Regions from separate parts of the Homo sapiens genome. Here region 1 is linked to region 2. A link is a loop called in an ENCODE intact Hi-C map of the cell type or tissue named here. Cell type or tissue: B cell. All regions are shown on one strand. Links, peaks and the distances in the headings refer to the core of each region. The heading gives the core; the rest is flanking DNA. Region 1 overlaps LOC107986108 (a long non-coding RNA gene). Region 2 overlaps LOC105374021 (a long non-coding RNA gene).

Region 1 (5,386 bases), core at 138-5,137, 200 kb before region 2:
TTTAAAATAGTTTTTACAATTATATCCACACATCTATATCCACTGAATAAAATTATAATGTACTCAAATATCTATACTTATATCTAAAAGTTACAATTACATCACTCAGGAAAACTTATTATTAGCATGCTGTTTACTTATATATTTACACATATTATTTTCAAAATACAAATTTACTCATATTTCACATGTAATTTTGTAATTTTTAAAATTATTTTGCCTAAAAATATATAGTTAATGACTTTCTAGATAAATACGTATTTATCAGTTTTTAACTGCTTACTACCATTTCCGTTTCCATTGTATTGTAAGGTTTGGGGGCTCTGAACAGTTTTGTACACATATTCTGCATGAGGAATAATGTAGAATTGTAGCATCCTATGAAAGAAGCCTGTGAAGAAATAAAGCAAAGTACTCCTCAGTGACAGAACTTCTTTACTCTGACCTTGAGGAACTGATCTGAGAACCAAATTTCAATCATATTCTTTTTTAGAAAATATTACTCCAAACTTATTCCTGTACAAATGAATCCCAAACAAAAGTTACCAGTTTTAAATTAATAAGACAATGTTATGCAGCTATATTTTCTATAGCCCATAAATGCATGGCAATTGGAAGAATGGGCTCTTTAATTAAAAAGATGACAATGATGATAATCAGTATTATTATCATTATGAGAAATACTGCTACTACCATTTAAAATACTAAGCCTGAGTTAACAGACTGTGAACTTAGTGAAATTAGTATTGAAATGACATGTTGTGAATTTTACTCAAATATATGAACTTAATGCCTTCATTACACAATCTTTGTTGATGTTATTAACAAATAATATAATCAAAAGATTACATTTAAGATGGTTGACTATTTATGGCTATGAATATTTTGTGAAAAATAACAAATATCTCTTACAGAGCTACTTCTCCCATATGCCATTATTCCTAGTATTGGGGTCATGTAAATAGCTACAAAACTTCAGCATTGTAGCATGAATATGTTATAGAAATAAAAATTAGTGCTAAGTATATTTTCCCTAACTCTTGCAGAATTTCTCTATCTATCTATCTATCTATCTATCCATCTATCATCTATCTATCTTAGATAATATTTAACTCGCTGAATGTATGTATTTTTTTACATGTCAGATGAAGACTTCCTGATGTTATCAGATTGCTCTAAAAGCTGATACTCACGAGTTGTCTTAAGGAAGATCTTCTGAGGCAAGATGTGAGGGTTACTGAAGAGGAATTTTATTAATAATTACTTTTATTAAAAGAATAAACAAAAGCAGTGCTATCATAAGGTACTTTTTTCCTTGCTATTGAAGCCATGCAAGAGTGATGTGAGGAATAAAGGCTGTTGAGCAATCTTCACCCAAGTAGGAATGAGGGCCCAGATCAACAGTGTTCTGGAGAATACCATACTCTTATGTACTGCATTTTCAATTACAATATATGGTATAGCTGGAAAGACAACATAATTATTAATTACAAAATCCTCTTCCCCAGGCTTTCAGAAATAAAACATGCACTATAGGGAGTATGCTTATGGATTCTGATCCAGTATTCATGAAGATCAGCTACTCTAAACCTAAAATGAATGAGAAAAAAAAGAAATATTAGCTCTGTAGTTATAAATCAGCCTTAACATAAATTCCTGTCTCACTAAAAGGTCGAAATACTTCTTATGAAAGTTGATAATCAAACAATTTGCGATGAGTTGTTCCTGGTTTAAAGTTTTACCACTTGAAAATGAAACATGCTTAAAATCAAGCAACTATGGAATTTAAAAATTGTTTGGAGTTTCTAGTGATTTCAGTAATGTTTATTGAGCACCTACTATATGCTAGGTGCTGTTTTAGGTATTGGAGACACTGTAGTGAACACGAAAAAAAAATGCAGACCCTATTCTCTTGGAGCTAGCATTGAAGATAGAGTTAAAATAAATTTTAAAAATTAAAGAAATAAAAATACAATAAGTGCTGTGAAAAAGAATAAGTTATATAAGAGAAAATGAAGAAAGAATGGTACATAATATGTGGTTGATAACTATTTTCTGAGATAGTATACATAAATGATCTCAGCTAAGATCCAAAGGCGAAAACAGTAGGCCTGTAGTTATCTGGGGAAGTATATTTCATACAAATGAAATGGGCTACACCAACTCTGAGGGAGGAGTCAGCTTAGCAAGTTTGAGAAAAAAAAAAAAAAGCTGGTATGCCCAGGGATGAGGTCAGAGTAGATAAGGGAGTATGAAGCCTATATGCTATATACAAAAGCTCAGATTTTATTTTTACAGAAAGAGGAAGGCTCTGAGGATTTTTAAGTAAGAGAGAAACACCATCTGATTCATGTTTTGAGTAGATGACACTGGCCACGCGAGGTAAGTAAAATCAGAGGGAACACAAGGGAGCTGATATCACAAGCCTCTGGTAGAAAATGAGGTTCAGAATTGGAAACAACGTTCACATGGGGCCTTACAATTCATTTTAAAAACTTTTTACTTTCAGTCTAATGAAACTGAAAGCTATTGGAAAGTTTTTAAGAGAGGAACTATAGGTCGGGCCAGGTGACTCAGGCCTGTAATCCTTGCACTTTGGGAGGCGGAGGTGGGTGGATTGCCTGAGCTCAGGAGTTCGAGACTAGCCTGGGCAACACAGTGAAACCCTGTTTCTACTGAAAATACAAAAAAATTAGCTGGGCTTGGTGGCGTGTGCCTGTAATCCTGGCTACTTGGGAGGCTGAGACAGGAGAATCGCTTGAACCTGGGAGGCAGAGGTTGCAGTGAGCCGAGATCGCGCCGCTACACTCCAGCCTGGGTGACAGAGTGAAACTCCATCTCAAAATAAAAAAAGAGGAACTATAGATTTTGTGGTTTTTAAAGGCTCACTGCCATGTGGAGAGTAGGCTGAAGGGGCTACACAGGGAGACCTGCCAGGAAGCTACTGCAGCATGCAGGTGAAAGTGGAGGTAAAAATGGGGGTACTTAGAAGCCACTTGATTCCATGTATATTTTGGAATTAGAGACAAGAGGATTGCCTGAGAAATTAGATGGAAGACGTAAAAACTAGAGGTGTGTCAAGAATGACTTCTAGGTTACCTGACTTGGGCAACTGGAAGGGTGGAATAATCATCAACAGAAAGGAGAAAGGTCATGGGTAAAGCAGGTTTGTGTAGAATGTTAGGAGTTACATTTTATTTGTGTTTAAGACATGTGCCTTAATTACCATGTGCATGGTGTTTTGCTCATGAAATTGACGAATAAGAGAAAATAGTTCGAGTAGGCTAGTTATGGCCCTGCGTCATATTGCTTTACTGGGTTTAGTATAATAAAATAGAGCAGATTTCACCGTAAATATAGAGCCTCTTCCATGATTGTAATCAGTTGCCTCAATATTGATTATATTTAGTTTCTCATGTCAAAGATGTGTATATATGCATCCTGAGTGATGTAGTAACTTGATTTCTAAAATCCTGAAATTTAATAGCCATAGCCTGTGAAATAAAATTTATATCTACCAATGTTGGGCATATGGTGAATATAGCGAAATTAGTCATTTATTCACTATCAATGTATATGCAAAATCACATTACAATTTTCTCTATGACATCTAATGAATGACCTTAATATTCTAAGGCATTTCATTGTGTGCATAGCATTGACTTTCTATTTTATATATTTTTATATATTCAAACAATATAAGTAGTTTGAATGCAGATAATGATTTTCACTGGGGAAGGGAATTTTCAAATATGAATAAGTGCTTTAAAGGAATGAAATTAAAATCTTTGGAATCAATGCATCAAGGAATGAAATTAAAATATTGATTTGCCTTAGATTTGCAAGTTGAGCTTCAATCATTATTCTTGAAACAAATCATTCACAGTATGATTTATCATTATAGTGATATACTCTGTCAGTATTGTTCCCCTTACTCTGCCATAAAATATTTCTACACAGACCTAATGCTTGTTAAATTATACATGAATATTCCTTTTGACTTCCTGTTTTATTAGATATGGAGATGATTCAATTATAACATATTAGCTTGGAGCGAAGCAGCCATATGGTGCACATTCTACCTTGAGATAAGTAATTCTGGCCAACATGTTAATTTATGTTTTTCTACATATACTCTCTACTTAAAATCCATCTATTAGATAAACAAACTTCAAGTAACATATAGAAATCTATTGACTGGGTTAAGTTCAGTTCAGCCAAGTAAAATGTCAGAAAATTTAATTAAAGCTTATCTACAACAATGCTGTCAAGTGAAAAAAACTGGATCCCAGAACCTCACAAAACAGAAGTTCTGATGAGATTTGCGGTTCTTCTTTATTTTTTTTTTCATGACTTTTGGATATTCTAAACACAGTTTTCTGTGTCTTTTCTACAAAGATCAAGCACAGAATGGCATGATAAAAATGAAAGAGAATTAATAGTGATTACAACTTATGGATCTGAAAGGGTTCCATTCATTGTTTCAGCACACTTGATTTACGCACTTCAGAATGGAGAACATTGAGTAGGCATGGTCTGTATATTTCTATTTATGTTATGCTTATTGCCATGGATTAAACCTAAGAAGATCTTTAAGGTCACAAACATTTTATGACTTATATTACATCAGAGGGAGATAGAGAAAGTAAAATTATCTTCAAAAAGACAAAGGACAAAGCCTTCAATGCCATAGTTTTTCAATTTGCTCTGCTTATTCTCTCCAGGTTTATCTTCACAAGTTCATTTGAACTCTTTCCACCACATGATCTATGAACACTAGAATGTTTATCTTCACTACATAGAGGGGCACTATGTAATTACTGACTTGAAATAAAAGGGTTCCCCCCTTTTTTTGTTTTTTGTTTTTTGTTTTTTTTGAGACAAGGTCTCTGGGCTGGAGTGCAGTGGCCTAATCATGTCTCACTGCAGCCTCAAACTCTTGGTCTTAAGAAATCCTCCTGTCTCCTGAATAACTGGGAGTACAGGCAGGTACCATCACGTCTGGCTAATTTCTTATTGTATTTTTTGTAAAGACAGAGTCTCATGATGTCACCCAGGCTGGTCTCAAACTCCCGGACTCCCAAAGTGCTGGGATTACAGGTGTGAACCCCCAAGCGTGGCCAAGTTCTAATTTTTTAATGCTTTATTTTTGTTCAAGGTGGCCTTATATAAACCATGTGCTCCCTATAATCTTCTGATATTTCCCATTAATAAAAAAATATTTCAGCCCAGATTGTGATTTTATTCACTGTTATTTATGGAAAGTATTTCCTTCAACTTCCCCTCTTCTGTTTTACCTGATGAATTATTTGCTTTATTTTATTTACATGTGTTTTATCAGCTTGATGGAAGTATAGCAGATAAATAAAAATTGCATGTATTTATG
Region 2 (5,386 bases), core at 156-5,155:
CCTGGAGATCATAATTAACCATAATGTCAATGAAGAGTGACTATGGAAGAATTGTGCTGCTAAAATCATCTATTGACTAAAGAACCACAACCATAAATACAAAAGCAAATGCTATCCCATTTTTTGAGCCTAAACTTAATACATTTATGAGATGTCTTGAAATACAATTATTTTTCACTTGTAAAAAATATGAAGTCCTTTCAAAGTAGGAAAAAAATTATCCTATTTTAAAAAATATAGGAATGAATAGACTGTGGAAAACATCTATTTTATTTTTTAAAATGATATTTATTGCGTATTAGTATTAAATTTCCTAGCTGTCTCATTCACTCACACTCTGAACTATCACAGACATAACATTTTATGTTTTTAACAATTATTTTGTAATGCTAATTATATACAAAATAAAAATACGATTTTTTTTTTTGAGACGGAGTCTCGCTCTTGTCACCCAAGCTGGAGTACAGTGGCGGAATCTCTGCTCACTGCAACCTCTGCCTCCTGGATTCAAGCGATTCTCCTGCCTCAGCTTCCTGAGTAGCTGGGATTACAGCTACCGGCCACCACGCCTGGCTAAGTTTTGTACTTTTAGTAGAGACAGGGTTTCGCCATGTTGGACAAGCTGGTCTCAAACTCCTGACCTCAGGTGATCCGCCTGCCTCGGCCTTCCAAAGTGCTGGGATTACAGGCGTAAGCCACCGCACCTGGCCAGATATTTTTAAGTTTTAAAACTTAACTTTAAGTTTAAATCATAACTTTAAGTTATGATTAAATTTTATGAATTTAAATTAATTTTTTTAAAGTTGAGTTATAAGTTTTTGTATTCCAAAAGATTTTAAAATGTATTTACTTACAATCTTGTTATGTTGCTTTTCATTTTTTAAACATAAAAAGTGATTAATAATCATATAGAGAGAATAAAATTAAAATATGCCATCTCGAAATATAATTCTCTGGCATATTTTGAAATGGCTATTCAGAAGGACTGCAGACACAAGTATGGCTCTGGAAGCTATCCTTTGTGGGGGAGATTTGCATCTGTAGAGAAAACTTTCATTAGTAAAGTAAATAGCAAATGCAGAGGCTTTTTATTAAGGTATTCTTATCTGGATCTTGGAAAAATTAACTCACAAGAAAAGGAGATGAAAACGTTAACACTTACAAAGTCCTGACAGTGAAACTTTTACCAAAGACTACTGTCTACTCTGAGGGCTGCTACCTGCGAGGCTTCAACTGCATAAAAAGACAGCCTTTGTCACCAAGTCTTTTTTCCCCATCTCTCACCCATAACCTGTCACCATGCTCCAAGCCTCAATTTCTTTCTATAAAATATAAAAACTTTGTCATTTGGCTCTTCTTTCAATCTCATATTCATAGACCTCTCGTGTCCATGTGCACATTGATAAATCTGTATCCCTTTTCTCCTGTTAATCTGTCTATTGTCAATTCATTTCAGCAGACTCAGACTTCAACATTCGGGGGAAAATTTGAACTTCTCTACAGTTTTGGTATCTTTGGCAGGATTATAGCAAATCACTCTGCCCACACCCGAGGCTGCAGCCAGAAACCACGGAAACTGACAGACGCCAGCAAAAAGAAAGAAAAAGTTAAGAAATTTCTTACCAGTAATCCTCCTTGGGTTTCTGCCTTAGGACTAGTCAGGTGAGTGGTGAAACTCCATTTTCGTGTTTCCTTCTTTCTAAATTTAAAGGAGAGAAAATATTTTTAAAAGTTAGTTCTTTAAATTTGTGTCCCTTGTGGACTTGTTTTATACCTATTGATAATTAATCTTTAAACATCCAAAAATGGTCCTTGTTTTTCTTGTCTCTGTCCTTTGTGTGGTTTGGTATAAGGAGAAAAACCATAATAAGCTTCTCCTTTCATCTTGTTTTTGTGTCTTGAGAAACTTGGCTTTGTAATCCCCAAATTTATTTTCTGGTCTTCACTACCCAGGAGGGCATATTTGCCAGACATATACTAGGCTGGGAATCTGAAATGTCTGTTTTTCCAAATGTGTAGGTTCTCAAAAAAAAATTGCCTTTGTTATCTCAGCCTTCATTGCCTAACAATTAATGTCTTTGCTTTCTTCTTCTTCTTCTTCTTTTTTTTTTTTAGGTGGAATCCTACTCTGTCGCCAGGCTGGAGTATAGTGGTGTGATCTTGGCTCACTGCAACCTCTGCCTCCCAGGTTCAAGCGATTCCCCTGCCTCAGGCTCTGGAGTAGCAGCAGCTGGGACTACAGGTGCGTGCCACAGTGCCTGGCTAATTTTTTGTATTTTAGTAGAGACGGGGTTTCACCATGTTGGCCAGGATGGTCTCGATCTCCTGACCTCGTGATTCACCCACCTCGGCCTCCCAAAATGCTGGGATTACAGGCATGAGCCACTGTGCCCAGCCCAACTTTGCTTTCTTGAGCTATTGTAGCAGGACAAGCCGCAGACAAAACCCCTCAGACACCAAGTTGTAGAAGGAAGGGCTTTATTCAGCTGGGAGCATCGGCAAGCTACCATCTTAAAATCCGAGCTCCCCAAGTGCACAATTTCTGTCCCTTTTAAGGGCTTACAACACTAAAGATTTCACATGAAAGGGTCGTGACTGATTTGAGCAATCTAGGGGGTACATGACAGGGGCTTCATGCACCAGTAGTCAGAGTGAAACAGAACAGAGCAGAGAGTTTCACAATGTTCTTCCATACAATGTCTGGAATCTATGGATAACATCGGTTGCTAAGGCATGAGTTGATTTTTAGCTACTAGGCAGGCCCAGGCCTGGTTTCGGGTCTGGTTTTGGGTCTGGTGCCTGGTGCCGGGCTGCCTGCCTTTGGTTTCACTTCCTTGTTTCTTCTTAAAATAGGTACTGAGTATGAAACAATGTAAAACAATATGAGAAGGTCTCTCTCTTCCCTCACTATCTTTGGGAGGAGCTTTAAATATTGGGAGGAGTTGCGTGTACCCTTTTTGAAATGAAATTCTTGTGTTTATTGATTTTAAGCCATAAAAGGGCTTATTATAATAGTTTTGAGTCACAGATGAAGTAGGTACACATTTGGAGATTTGGAAACTATCTGTATGACTCTTGACATTCATTAATGATCCCTACATCCCCACCCCTTGTTACGGTAGGTAGCTAATCAGACATGAAGAGAGCAGGAAAGGGCTTCCCCAACTCCCTGACACACACACCAGGAATGTCAGGTGACCATCAGGTGATGATCAGGCAGTTGTTAACTGTCTCTCTAAAATAATAATTGTTCACAGTCAGTGCCAGGGAAAGGCAGTCTCCGAATAAACAGAAACACCTGAAACTGGTGATCAATAGCTTCCTGACAAGATGTCAGGATTTGGAGGAGTTGGCTCAATCATGCACATTAAGAAGCAAAATGGCAGAGTTTAACTGGTATATGACTTTCTAGGGACATTTGACTGATAAGGGAAGAACGCCTCAAGTGTATGCATGCATACAACTCTAGTAAACACACTGTGCCTGCTCCCCTCCCAAGTGCTGACAGGCCACTGCACATATAGACAGCCCACCCCAGGGGAAGAATCGGGGGGGAATGAATGCAAGATTCTGGAAGCATCTCAACTTACAAAACCCAAAGTCAAAAGGTCAAACCGCACACTTGATCTCTCAAGTTGCCCCGTTGGCCCTCTTCCAAGTGTACTTCCTTTCATTCCTACTTTAAACCCCCTTTATTTTATTTATTTATTTATTTTTTGAGATGGAGTCTCGCTCTGTCGCCCAGGCTGGAGTGCAGAGGCACGATCTCAGCTCACTGCAACCTCCGCCTCCTGGGTTCACGCCATTCTCCTGCCTCAGCCTCCCGAGTAGCTGGGATTACAGGTGTGCACCACCACACCCAGTAGAGACAGGGTTTCACCATGTTGGCCAGGCTGGTCTTCAACTCCTGATCCTCAAGTGATCAGCCCTCCCAAAGTGCTGGGATTTACAGGCGTGAGCCACTTTGCCTGGCCTTTCAAGCTTTTTAATAATCTTTCACTCTTGCTCTAAATCTTGCCTTTGTCTCTTTCCCCCTTATGCCTCCTGGGTTGAATTATTTCTTCTGAGGAGGCAAGAATTGAGGTTGTGGCAGACCAGTACAGATTTACTGCCGGGAACATGCATTGGTGCTGTGTGACTTGGATATGTTCTGCTCCTAAAACCCTAATGTGGATGACTTATTTTTCTGGTTTTTTTGTTTTGTTTTGTTTTGTTTTTGTTGTTGTTTTTTTTCTTATTGATTGATCTCTTATTTTGATGTTTTATCTATCCAGGTCATATGAAATGATCTGGCCTTCATGCACAGGTGGACAACCAAAAGTTTAGGAGCCCCAAGAATATAGCCAAACAGAAATGTGAGTTATACCTCATTTGCAGCTAGTGAAGTTTTGATTTTTTGGCTGGTCTGTGGGAGTGGTCTGAATCTTGGAAGAACTTCGTCTTTCTGTTTCGTCTTTGGAGTCCTTGGTTACAACCATAGAGAGGCTACGTAGTTTGGTCTTGAGTCACTTGTTAAATATATCTTTAGTTAAGATTTTGGTTTATATTCAGAGAATAATTTTTTTTTTAACTTTTCCTTTTTCTGTTTGCTTCCTGCATTCTCATTTGAGCTAACAGGAAATTTTATATTCAAAAGAAGAAATTTGATTAGTAATTACCCTGAACTTCTAAAAACTTCCATTATTTCTTTGTCTTTTGAGATGTAAATTCTCTCTCCAGTCTTACCTGAGAAATAATTCCTTTTTAAATGCAAATTTCAAGGAAAGAAAAGCCAGGAAACAGAAGTGTTTGCTGTTTGTTTGGCTAAAACCTCTAATGAGATATTTAAAGATTTCTTTTTTAAGAGCTTTATGGTCAAAAATTAACTTAATTAAAAGCTGATATTCAGGCTACAATTTTTTTAAAAGCCTCCCTGCTTTTTCTGTTTTGGATCCTGTTTCTACTATGGAATTTCTTTTAGTCCACAGAAGCTCCTTTTAATTATATGTTCGTTCCTCTGTCTACTTCCTTTTTTGTTGGCATGATTTCTGCTGAGAATAATATAAAACTTTATCGACCTTTTTGAAAACTCCCCAGTTTGCTGCTTTAGGATTTGTTCTTCCTTTTACCTCTGCCCCCATTTCTTTTGTCATCTTGATACTCTTTGAGGAAGGAAGAAAAGGTGCCACTGACCCTCTTTTTCCTCCTCACGAAGCCTTAAGAGTGAGAAGTCAGTTCCTCTCAGGTCCAAGGCTCTATTATCTTTCATATGAAGCTCCCTAATCTCCTGGCTCTTAGGAGGTGGAGTACCAAGGCTTGCTTTATAACTGACAAGTCACTGGTAAGAGCTACAATTTTAAAGGTAACTAACAATGTTACAGCAACCAGTTATTACGGCAGAAGGCAA

The links. Peaks named below come from ENCODE experiments on the same cell type or tissue, not always from the same donor. Only the 100,000 strongest peaks of a DNase experiment are listed, where the experiment ranks them.
Region 1: a loop joins it to region 2, with 22 times the contacts of the local background. A loop is called at or near these places in 1 of 110 quality-filtered maps.

The regions. Positions count from the first base shown.
Region 1 is chr3:104,714,844-104,720,229 of GRCh38, reverse strand. The region is part of intron 3 of LOC107986108 (a long non-coding RNA gene); the gene reads left to right. Among named protein-coding and RNA genes, the nearest start is that of ALCAM, 650 kb to the left of the region's middle. In B cell, for the core only: no CTCF peak of the experiment used is centred there; DNase peaks (open chromatin) are centred at 2,229 and 2,909; H3K4me3 peaks cover 988 bases; H3K27ac peaks cover 1,148 bases.
Region 2 is chr3:104,519,525-104,524,910 of GRCh38, reverse strand. It overlaps LOC105374021 (a long non-coding RNA gene), which reads left to right. Exons shown (of 6, transcript XR_007096271.1): 4 at 1,522-1,662; 5 at 2,116-2,242; 6 at 4,275-5,386. Among named protein-coding and RNA genes, the nearest start is that of ALCAM, 840 kb to the left of the region's middle. RefSeq lists enhancers at 1,151-2,350, 2,847-3,126. In B cell, for the core only: no CTCF peak of the experiment used is centred there; DNase peaks (open chromatin) are centred at 1,560, 2,800, 4,450, 5,120 and 1 weaker place; H3K4me3 peaks cover 3,881 bases; H3K27ac peaks cover 4,049 bases.